2 separate regions of the Mus musculus genome follow, and region 1 is linked to region 2. The links are chromatin loops, found by intact Hi-C in ENCODE. Cell type or tissue: heart. All regions are shown on one strand. Each heading gives the region's core, and the rest is flanking DNA. Links, peaks and the distances in the headings are about the cores only. Region 1 holds the start of Parp6 (poly (ADP-ribose) polymerase family, member 6). Region 2 holds the start of Arih1 (ariadne RBR E3 ubiquitin protein ligase 1).

Region 1 (4,386 bases), core at 229-4,228, 130 kb before region 2:
TAAGCAAAGATTTTACTGTTTTCACCATTCTCAGCCTCTATAACACATTTACTGAATTAGTGAATGAGCCCTCAGCTATGTACCTAGGCCAAATAGGAGGTAAGTATAAGAACTTAAATGCTGCTACTAAACTGACAAAAATCACACAAAATGCTTTTTAAAAATCAAGACTTCATTCACCTTCAAGAGCAGCTGAGGTGCCAATTATGAAGTTTGGGACCAGGGTTCTTTTAGATTGAAAACAGTCAAATGCTGCTCTGGACGAAGAGGGAAGCACTACAGTCCAGCCTGGGTTGTCTTGGGGTGAGCAGTAGAATGAGGGCAGCTTAGGCTAGAAGTGCCAACTTTCTCAAGGTCTTTCACTGTAGAAGTCAAGGAAAACTGAGCATCTCCTCAGGGTTTGCTGCTTGGTTTCTGATGCTATTAAAAGGAGGGGGTAAAAAAAATCAGTTTTTCTAAGGAAAAGACAGTTATGAAATGACCAGCTTCTCCAACCAGACTGTTTTAGTAAAAAAAGACTTGAATCCTCAACACTCCATGGCCTTCTCTCAGGAATGGAGAGTAGATTTAAAAGCTGGAGAGTGGGAAAAGGCAGATGGTGGAGCACGGAATTCATTAAAAAAGAAAAAAAAAAAAAAAGAGGGGGCTGAGAGATGACCTAGTTCAAAGTTTTCATGTTACATATTTAATACTCCAACCTAGGGAGGTCACAAAACTTGCATAAGTAACTTGAACGTTTGATAGGGCCAAATCTATCCATTTTTTCATGTAATAACTAGTTCGGGGTGGGGGTGGGGGGCAGATCTGGAACCTTTCAAGAGGAGCTAGATCAAATAGAGACTATTAAGAGTGCCCAGAGAAGTGTGCTGTTAGGCTCAGTGTTTATTCTGGGGGATGGCAGCTCGCATTAACACGCTTGGTCTATTTCTATGAGATCGTGCCAACGGTAAATAAGCCTTCGGACGACCCACAAAGGTCTTTTTCTCTACGTCCATTGGCACTTTTCAGAGTGACCATTTAACGTATACCTAGTCAAGAGACGCCTCTGATCTCAACGTCTACATTCTGGGCTTGACTTCCAGCTCAGTGTGCTAGGAGAAGAAAACTCCACTCCAACGGAAGTGTCAAAAGGACTAGGCTACTAAACAAAGGGCGAAGGAGGGTGCGGAGGGGCGAGACCCGCGGGCCAGCGCTAACCCTAGCCCGGGCGGAGGGAGAAGACCAAGACGCTCGCGAGGACACCTGCGCATGCAGGGCAGGGCCTGAGGCCTCTTCTCCAGGTGTCCCCCAAAGCCCTCAGCTCCGGCCTTCCCCGTTAAGGACCCGTCTGCGGCTCGCCGCCGCCAGCCGCCCAGCCGAGCGAAGCCTGTCAGCATCCCTTACTTGGTCCCTCAGGCAGGGCGGACCTTGCCAGCAGCCCGACCGCCCCGCCCCATCCCCACTCCAGCCTCCCCACACGCCAGCCTAGAGAGTACTCACGGCGACCCCGGGCCGCGCGCGGCCGCCGCGGAGGGGACGAGCGGCCCGGGACGCCCCGCGGGGGCGGAGCGGCAGGCCAAGGGGCGGGGACCGAGGCGGGCGGGTGAGGTCGCGCACCACACGCCTCAGCGTGCGGTCTCGGGCACGCCGGGGCGCTCTGCGCATGCTCAGGCGAAGACACCGCGATCAGGTGTCCTCTTCCGACCAACCGCGGTGCGTGCTGTACCTGGGCGTGTCCCCACCCCAGGGTGCTAGCCAGGGCGCGCGTGCGCAGTGATCCAGAGTTGAAGGCGTGAGGAAGCGAGAGAGTGGCGCTTGCGCTTTGGGGCCCGGAGGGAGCTTGAGAAAGAGGTTCTCCGGACATGCCGAAATATAATGTTTTTCTTTGTCGCCTCGTGTGGTTAGGAGGGTTGCAGAAGAAGGTAATCTAGATTGCCTATATAGAGATACTGAGGTGCCCCTTTGGTGCAGCTTGAAGCCAGACAAAAATAGGAATCAAAAGTTAAAATTCTGAAATCTGACTTGCTCCCATGTTCATTTGCTTCGGTGTACCGACCGCACCCAGGCTTTCTCATCACACAGGGGACTGGGGACATAGCTCACTTGGAAGAGTGTTTGCCTAGCAACCACAAACCCTTAGTTTATGCACAGGTGTGTAAATCCCGTGTCGTGCCTGTAGTCTGTATAATGTTATCTCAGCATTCAGAAAGTTGAAGCACAAAAATCAAGTTAGAAGTCTTTTTGTTTTTTGTGGTTTTTTTGTTTTTGTTTTTGTTTGTTTTGTTTTGTTTTTCGAGACAGGGTTTCTCTGTATAGCCCTGGCTGTCCTGGAATTCACTCTGTAGACCAGGATGGCCTCCAACTCAGAAATCCACCTGCCTATGCCTCCCAAGTGCTGGGATTAAAGGCGTGTGCCCCCATAGAAGTCTTAAGCTACATAGCCAATTCAAGGCCAGCCTGGGATATATGAAACCATCTCAGAAATTAACTAAATGAAACATTTTAGTTGGGATGGAAGAGAAAGCTCAGCAGCCAAGATCAGTGGCTGCACTTGTCAAAGGCCTGGGTTGGGTTCCCAGCACCTACGAGTCAGTTCACAATAATTTGAAACTCCAGTTTCAGGAGATCTACTACCCTCTCTGGCCATCACAGGCACTAGGAACCAATGCGTTGCACGCACATATATGCAGGAAAACACAAACATGCATATGTAAAATTAATCTTAAAAAAAAAAAGTGGGGCTGGAGAGATGACTCAGGGGTTAAGAGCACTGGCTGCTCTTCCAGAGGTTCTGAGTTCAATTCCCAGCAACCACATGGTTGCTCAGAACCATCTATAGTGAAATCTTGGGCCCTCTTCTGGCATGCAGGTGTACATGCAGATACTCATACATTAAAAATAAAAAAAACCCTTAAAAAAAAAAAAGTGTGGGACGGTAGTGGTGCATGCCTTTAATCCCAGCACTTTAAAGGCAGAGGCAGATCTCTGAGATGCTAGTCTGGTCTACAGCACTAGTTCTAGGACACTCAAAGCTACACAAAGAAACAGTCTCAAAAAAAAAGAAGGAAGGAAAGAAGAGAAAATTAAATTATTGCATTCTTGGCTTGAGCCGTTGTGCTTGCCCCCTGGGTTCTAGTTTCTCTCCTTGCTTACTCATGAGTCTCAACTGGATCGAGCCAAGGATCCCCAGGCCGCTGACTGCTAACAGATTTTGGTGTTTTGTTACATTGTAATAACTGAAGAAAACTGAGGGATATACTCCAGTCTCAGAGTGCAATAGTTCACAGTAGTTCAGAACTGGACTTAGGGTCACATAGTCTTCTGAGAGCATGCACTGTGGAAATGTGTTCAACATAAGAAAACACAAAGGTTTTGTTCCCATGAATGAAATGTGGAATGGCAGAATCCCACAACCTCCCAGGATTCCCTCTCTTTAACCCTTTCCCTCTCATGCTCCCGTACTCAATGAATTTTAACTGCTTTATAGATTATTATGCTCTTCCTGGCTTTCTTCATTTTCCATTAGTCAGTTACTCCCTCTCTCCCTCCCTCCCTGCCTCCTTCCCTCCTTGACTGTCTCCCTCCCTGCCTCCCTTCCTCCCTCTGTGTGTGTGTGTGTGTGGGGGGGTGATGGGGGTGGGGAGAGAGGGGGAGGGGGAGAGAGAGAGACTCTCACCAAAAGAGTTGTTTATAAATGGATTGACTGGTTGGCCAGCAAACTCCAAGGATTCTCTTGTCTCTTCCTCTCCAGTGCTGGGATTACAGATGGTACTACTGTACCCCACTTTTTACATGGGTAATGAGGATCTGACTTTGAGTCTTCCAAGTTTTCATGCAGATTTTTACTGACTGAGTCACCACCCCAGGACCTACATCACTATAATCTCAGTTCTGTTAGTAGACCTAGTGAAACACTGTCCTCTGATCAGAGAAACAATGGTTGTTTCAAGTGACCTTCACAAGACTGGGAGTGAGGGATAGAATGGAGTGAAGGCCACTGGACTCTAACATAAGATCCCAGCCACTCCCTCTTGAGCCTCCCCCACCCCCCACCCCCACACAGTATGCCTTCTCCGCCACGATGGACTTAAGTTTCTCTGAAATCATGAGCCAGACACACAGCTTTTCTTCCATGAGCTGTTTCTGTCAAGTATTTTGTCAAGCAGAGTGATTAATGCAAAAGTGAAGGAAATAACTCAGCTTTATAGACTTGAGCTTGTGGGTAGACATCCTTTTCAGTCAGTCCAGCCCACGAGCTCATTCTCTGGAAATTGTGTTTTCTACATCCATGCTTGAGACACATAGCCCTGGGTATGTTTCCTGAGATGTCTGGTGCCTAAATTGCAATTGACTGAGCTGTGGAGTGGATTCCTCATCCAAGATGTGTTAATCAGAGTGTCCTGTTTT
Region 2 (4,386 bases), core at 266-4,265:
TCCATAGATATACCACAACAGGATGGAGAAGAACAAAGGGTGTTTGTGTCTGTGGTTTGTCTCAGATGTGGCAATAAGTTATAATTGCTAAATAGAAACACAATGACTCAAGGGACCAAGATAACCCAGAACTGTTGTTAAGAGCTTTGATTTGAGCTAGGCATGGTGGTGCATGTCTCAAATCCTAGCATTTGGAGGCAGGGGCAGGAAGGTCAGGAGTTAAGGGTTATCCTGGGTACATGAGATCCTACTTAAAAAACAAACAAACAAACAAACAAACAAACCGAGAAAGGCTCAGCAGGTACAGACAAGCACTTTCCATGTAGCCTGATGACTCTAACCCAACTTCTGTAGTTTACACAGTGAAGTGTGGGCTAATTCCCATAAGTTATCTTCTGATCTACACTTGCCTTGCACTCAACCCAGTTTAAATATGTGTGTGTAAAGAAATAAATCGATCATTTGAAAACAAAATAGACATAGACATTATATAAGTATGTATCTATATATTTTCCACTTTTTCAAAGGCAATTTCTAAACAGAATCTATATCTTAAGTACTGTATCTATTAAGGGTTCAGCTTTAATAGATTTTCAGACTGGCCAATCCTTCAAGTTACTGGAAGAGGGAGGTCTCTTAAGCCTCTACTTCCTTCAAAACACTTTCCTGGCTCTGGTGTCCTATTTTCAAGGTATTAAGTCTAAAGCAAACAAAACAAGATAAACCCAGTCTTGGAAAGGCATTAAGTGCTTTGTCATGACCTCTAACTAATTTGCCCAATACTTCCCATTTACTGATTGAGTTTTAAACTTCAGCCTTGTAACTATTGTGAACCTTCTGTTTTGACCCAAGGCCATCTTCCTCTCCTCCTCTGTTGAAATAGCCATCCATCAACCCAGCTCACTTCTGCACTATTTCCAGATAAGCAGTCTCTCTTGGTCTTTGTAGATGTGGTTTGCCTGCACTGTTTCCTGGAATTATCACTGTAATTTACATAAAATGTAAGATTTATTATGTATCAGAAAACCTCTCTGCTCCATTGCTGGGGACTGAAATTGGGGCCTTTGTGCATGCTGGACAGGTGTATGCCACCACAAGGTATATACACTTTTATTTTTAGAGTCTCGGGTGCCTCCGCTATAATCTGGGTACTAGGACTCTGTGGTAATGAGCACTAATCTATGGAAGGCCCTTAGTGATTGAGGAATTGATGGCCTTAATTGAGGAACAGGACTGTCACATTGTTCCGGACCCTCAAGAAGTGCTTGTCAAGATGAGTTCAGGAACTGAGTCTTTACTATGACGTCACATCAGGGGGACCCAAGAACCGCTGTAGAGCCACGAGTGGACAGCAACACTCCAACTACCTGTCACCCAACTTGGAGGTTCCGCGTACTACTACCTTCCAGGCAGTAACTCGGGCAACCGGAATTTTAGCAGCACAGCTACCGGCTTCCCGGAACTAGCCAGGGCGTGTCAGATGTGCCTGTGAGGCCCGGAAGCGAGAAAGGTCCTCGGAGAAAACCTCCGCTTGGGCGCTCCCCAGACTCCTCCCCACGACCGGAAGGCCCCAGCCTCCTCACGTCAAGGAGCCACAGCTTCCCAGTGTCTCCGGGCCACCGCCGCGCCGCCGCGCTCCCGTCCTGCTCAGGCTCGGCCGTGGGGTCTCCCCAAATACTACGCAGGGGCCAAGGGGCGTGGCGCGGTGACGTGCAGCGGACCGACGCGATGACGTAGCGCGGCGCGGTGACGCACGCCCCTTTGTTGGCTCAGTAGCGGTAGCAGCGGCCGCGGAGGTGGCGCAGGGGACTGTTTTCCGTCCGAGCCCGGAGCGGAGCGGCGTCTGACTGAGGCCGGCAGCAAGCGGCCCCCGCGCTCCCTCCCGCCCTGCTCCGCGCCCTCCCCGCCGCCGCCACCGCCCGCCTCCAACCGCCGCACGCGGGGAGCAGCCGCGGCCCACGGGGCCGGAACCAGGCCTGCGTCCGGACGGCAGCCGGAGCCGGAGCGAGAGCCGGGGCCTCGGCGTCCCCGCCCTCTCCGCGCCGCGGCCAGCGTCTGCCGGGCCCGCGCGCGTCGCGCCATGGACTCGGACGAGGGCTACAACTACGAGTTCGACGAGGACGAGGAGTGCAGCGAGGAGGACAGCGGCGCCGAGGAGGAGGAGGACGACGACGAGGACGAGCCGGACGATGATAACCTGGATCTGGGCGAGGTGGAGCTGGTGGAGCCCGGGCTGGGCGTCGGCGGGGAGCGAGACGGACTGCTGTGCGGGGAGACTGGCGGTGGCGGCGGCAGCGCTCTGGGTCCGGGAGGCGGCGGCGGCGGTGGCGGTGGCGGCGGCGGCCCGGGACACGAGCAGGAGGAGGATTACCGCTACGAGGTGCTCACGGCCGAACAGATCCTGCAGCACATGGTGGAATGTATCCGGGAGGTCAACGAGGTCATCCAGGTGAGGGGCCCCGCCACGCCATCTGGCCCCGGAGCCGGCTTAGGGAGCGGACCCAAGGCGGCCTGTGCGGCGCCGAAGAGCAGGCCAGGGCCTGGCTCGTCACGGGCCTGTGTGCCCTGCCGGCCGGTCGGGAGGTGCGCTTGGGCGGTGCTTCCCGGAGTCCTGGCATGGCGGAGGCCTGGGGCTGCCTGAGCGGCTATGGCCGGCAGTTCCTGCATGACTACGGCCGGAGGATGGGATACCGGGGCGGGCTAGAGGCGGGTGAGGTGGTGAGTGTGAAAGAGGTGTCAGAAAGAACCCGGCCCTTTTCTCAAGGTTTATCCCTAGCCCTTGAGTCTTTTGAGCAGTTTCAGATGGGATTAGGGCAGGCCCTTCAGAGCAGCTTTAGTGTATGATTGCTCCAAGTGGGCACCGGCTAATAAAGAAATGGATCTCCTTGGCAGTCCTAAGTGGCTACTTAAAGGTGGGGGAAGGGAACTATTTCTCGGAAGAGGTGCTGATGGACCTTATTTTCTGATGGTGAGGCTTATGCCTACATTTTTGGGGGAGTGGGAGGAGTATGTTTTCTTTGGGACCTAACTGCTACTTCTTCCATTGGTAGCAAGTAACTTGATGGAAGCTGTTGGAATAGTTATTGCAGATCCCCTACCCACCCTTGCAGCTTCGGCAACAATAAAACACAGTGTTGTCTAATTGGACAAAACTCTATTGTGAATTAGAAAGTAGAGGCATTCCGGCTTCTGGACTCTATTCTCTGAAGGTTTCTGTTTCGTGCATAGAAGTTAAACTTGCTTCAGACCAGAAACTGCATCCTATTTAACGCTATATACATCCCGATTTTGTATTTTTGAGCTTTAGGAAATAAATTTACATTTGTTTGGGGGAAAAGTTGTTACAAATGGGATATGATTGGAAAGTAAAGATAACATAGGACCCGGTGGTGAAAGTCTGAAATTTCAGTTACTTAGAAGGTCGAGGCAGATGGATGGTGGCAAGTTCAAGGCCTACCTGGACTACAGAGTGAGCTCAAAGCTGTCCCGGGCAACTTGGTGAGATTCTCTCAAGATAGAGTAAAAAGAGGGCTGGAGATAATAACAGCTCAGTGGTAGAGCAAAAAGTTCGAGGCTCTAGGGTCAGCCTCGAAAAATGTTGGAAAAATGAAAAATCAGAGTGAAATCTTGATTCATTTTAACTTTTAGAAAATAGTAGCTACATGGAAGGAAACTACATATGAACAAGAAGTTACTCTTTTTTTTAAGCACATTGCTTCTTAACTTTAGAATGGACAGATTATCAGTGTTACTGCCTACTTGCTGACTTTCCATTATTAACATGTTTATGGTTTGATTCAGAAGGCACCGTTTTGCAGATTAAACCTTGTAGGCATTAAAGAATGTGTTTGGTGTAATGGAAAAATCTCATCTAGTGTTGTTGGTAGTGGAAACTCAATTTTCATTGTAGATGATGGTGCATTTTTCAATAAAAAAATAAATGGGAGGATTGTAGAAGTCAGTTAAGTTTCACTGCTCTAGTTTTTATATAATTAATTGAGATTTCTTTCTTTCATTTTTTTTTTTAAAGAAACAAAAAAATTGCATTAGCAAGGAATTTGGTTAAAACTTGAATTGCTTTTATTTACATGCAATTATATTAAATCATCAAACTTACCTAGCTTACTGGCATTAAAATTATGTTTTGAAATAAATCAAAGATATTCTCAAAAATAACTTTTTGACTTAAAAGTGTGTATTTTACTTTAGTTAAATCTCATCCAGTTTTGTCAGTTCTTAGATTTATCTCAGTTACCAGTCAGGTAGCTGTTATGCATGACATTATCCTTTCTTGTTTTAGATAAGAATGAATGCTGATGAACTACTAAGACCTATAAAAACTGGGGATTTTGGTGGGGGTAGGGGGGTAGTGTCGTACTTTTCCAT

Evidence for each region. Hi-C counts contacts between places; a loop is a spot of excess contacts. Peaks named below come from ENCODE experiments on the same cell type or tissue, not always from the same donor. Only the 100,000 strongest peaks of a DNase experiment are listed, where the experiment ranks them.
Region 1: a loop joins it to region 2, with 2.7 times the contacts of the local background. A loop is called at or near these places in 1 of 42 quality-filtered maps.

The regions. Positions count from the first base shown.
Region 1 is chr9:59,614,502-59,618,887 of GRCm38, reverse strand. It overlaps Parp6 (poly (ADP-ribose) polymerase family, member 6), which reads right to left and starts at 1,604. Exons shown (of 24, transcript NM_001205239.1): 1 at 1,480-1,604; 2 at 181-420. Gm51709 (a long non-coding RNA gene) reads left to right here and starts at 1,764. Exons shown (of 3, transcript XR_003948337.1): 1 at 1,764-1,901. In heart, for the core only: a CTCF peak has its summit at 1,875; a DNase peak (open chromatin) is centred at 1,747; H3K4me3 peaks cover 2,029 bases; H3K27ac peaks cover 1,553 bases.
Region 2 is chr9:59,484,042-59,488,427 of GRCm38, reverse strand. Arih1 (ariadne RBR E3 ubiquitin protein ligase 1) reads left to right here and starts at 2,054. Exons shown (of 14, transcript NM_019927.2): 1 at 2,054-2,449. The coding sequence starts at 2,081. In heart, for the core only: CTCF peaks have their summits at 1,766 and 2,550; DNase peaks (open chromatin) are centred at 1,597 and 2,557; H3K4me3 peaks cover 3,555 bases; H3K27ac peaks cover 2,575 bases.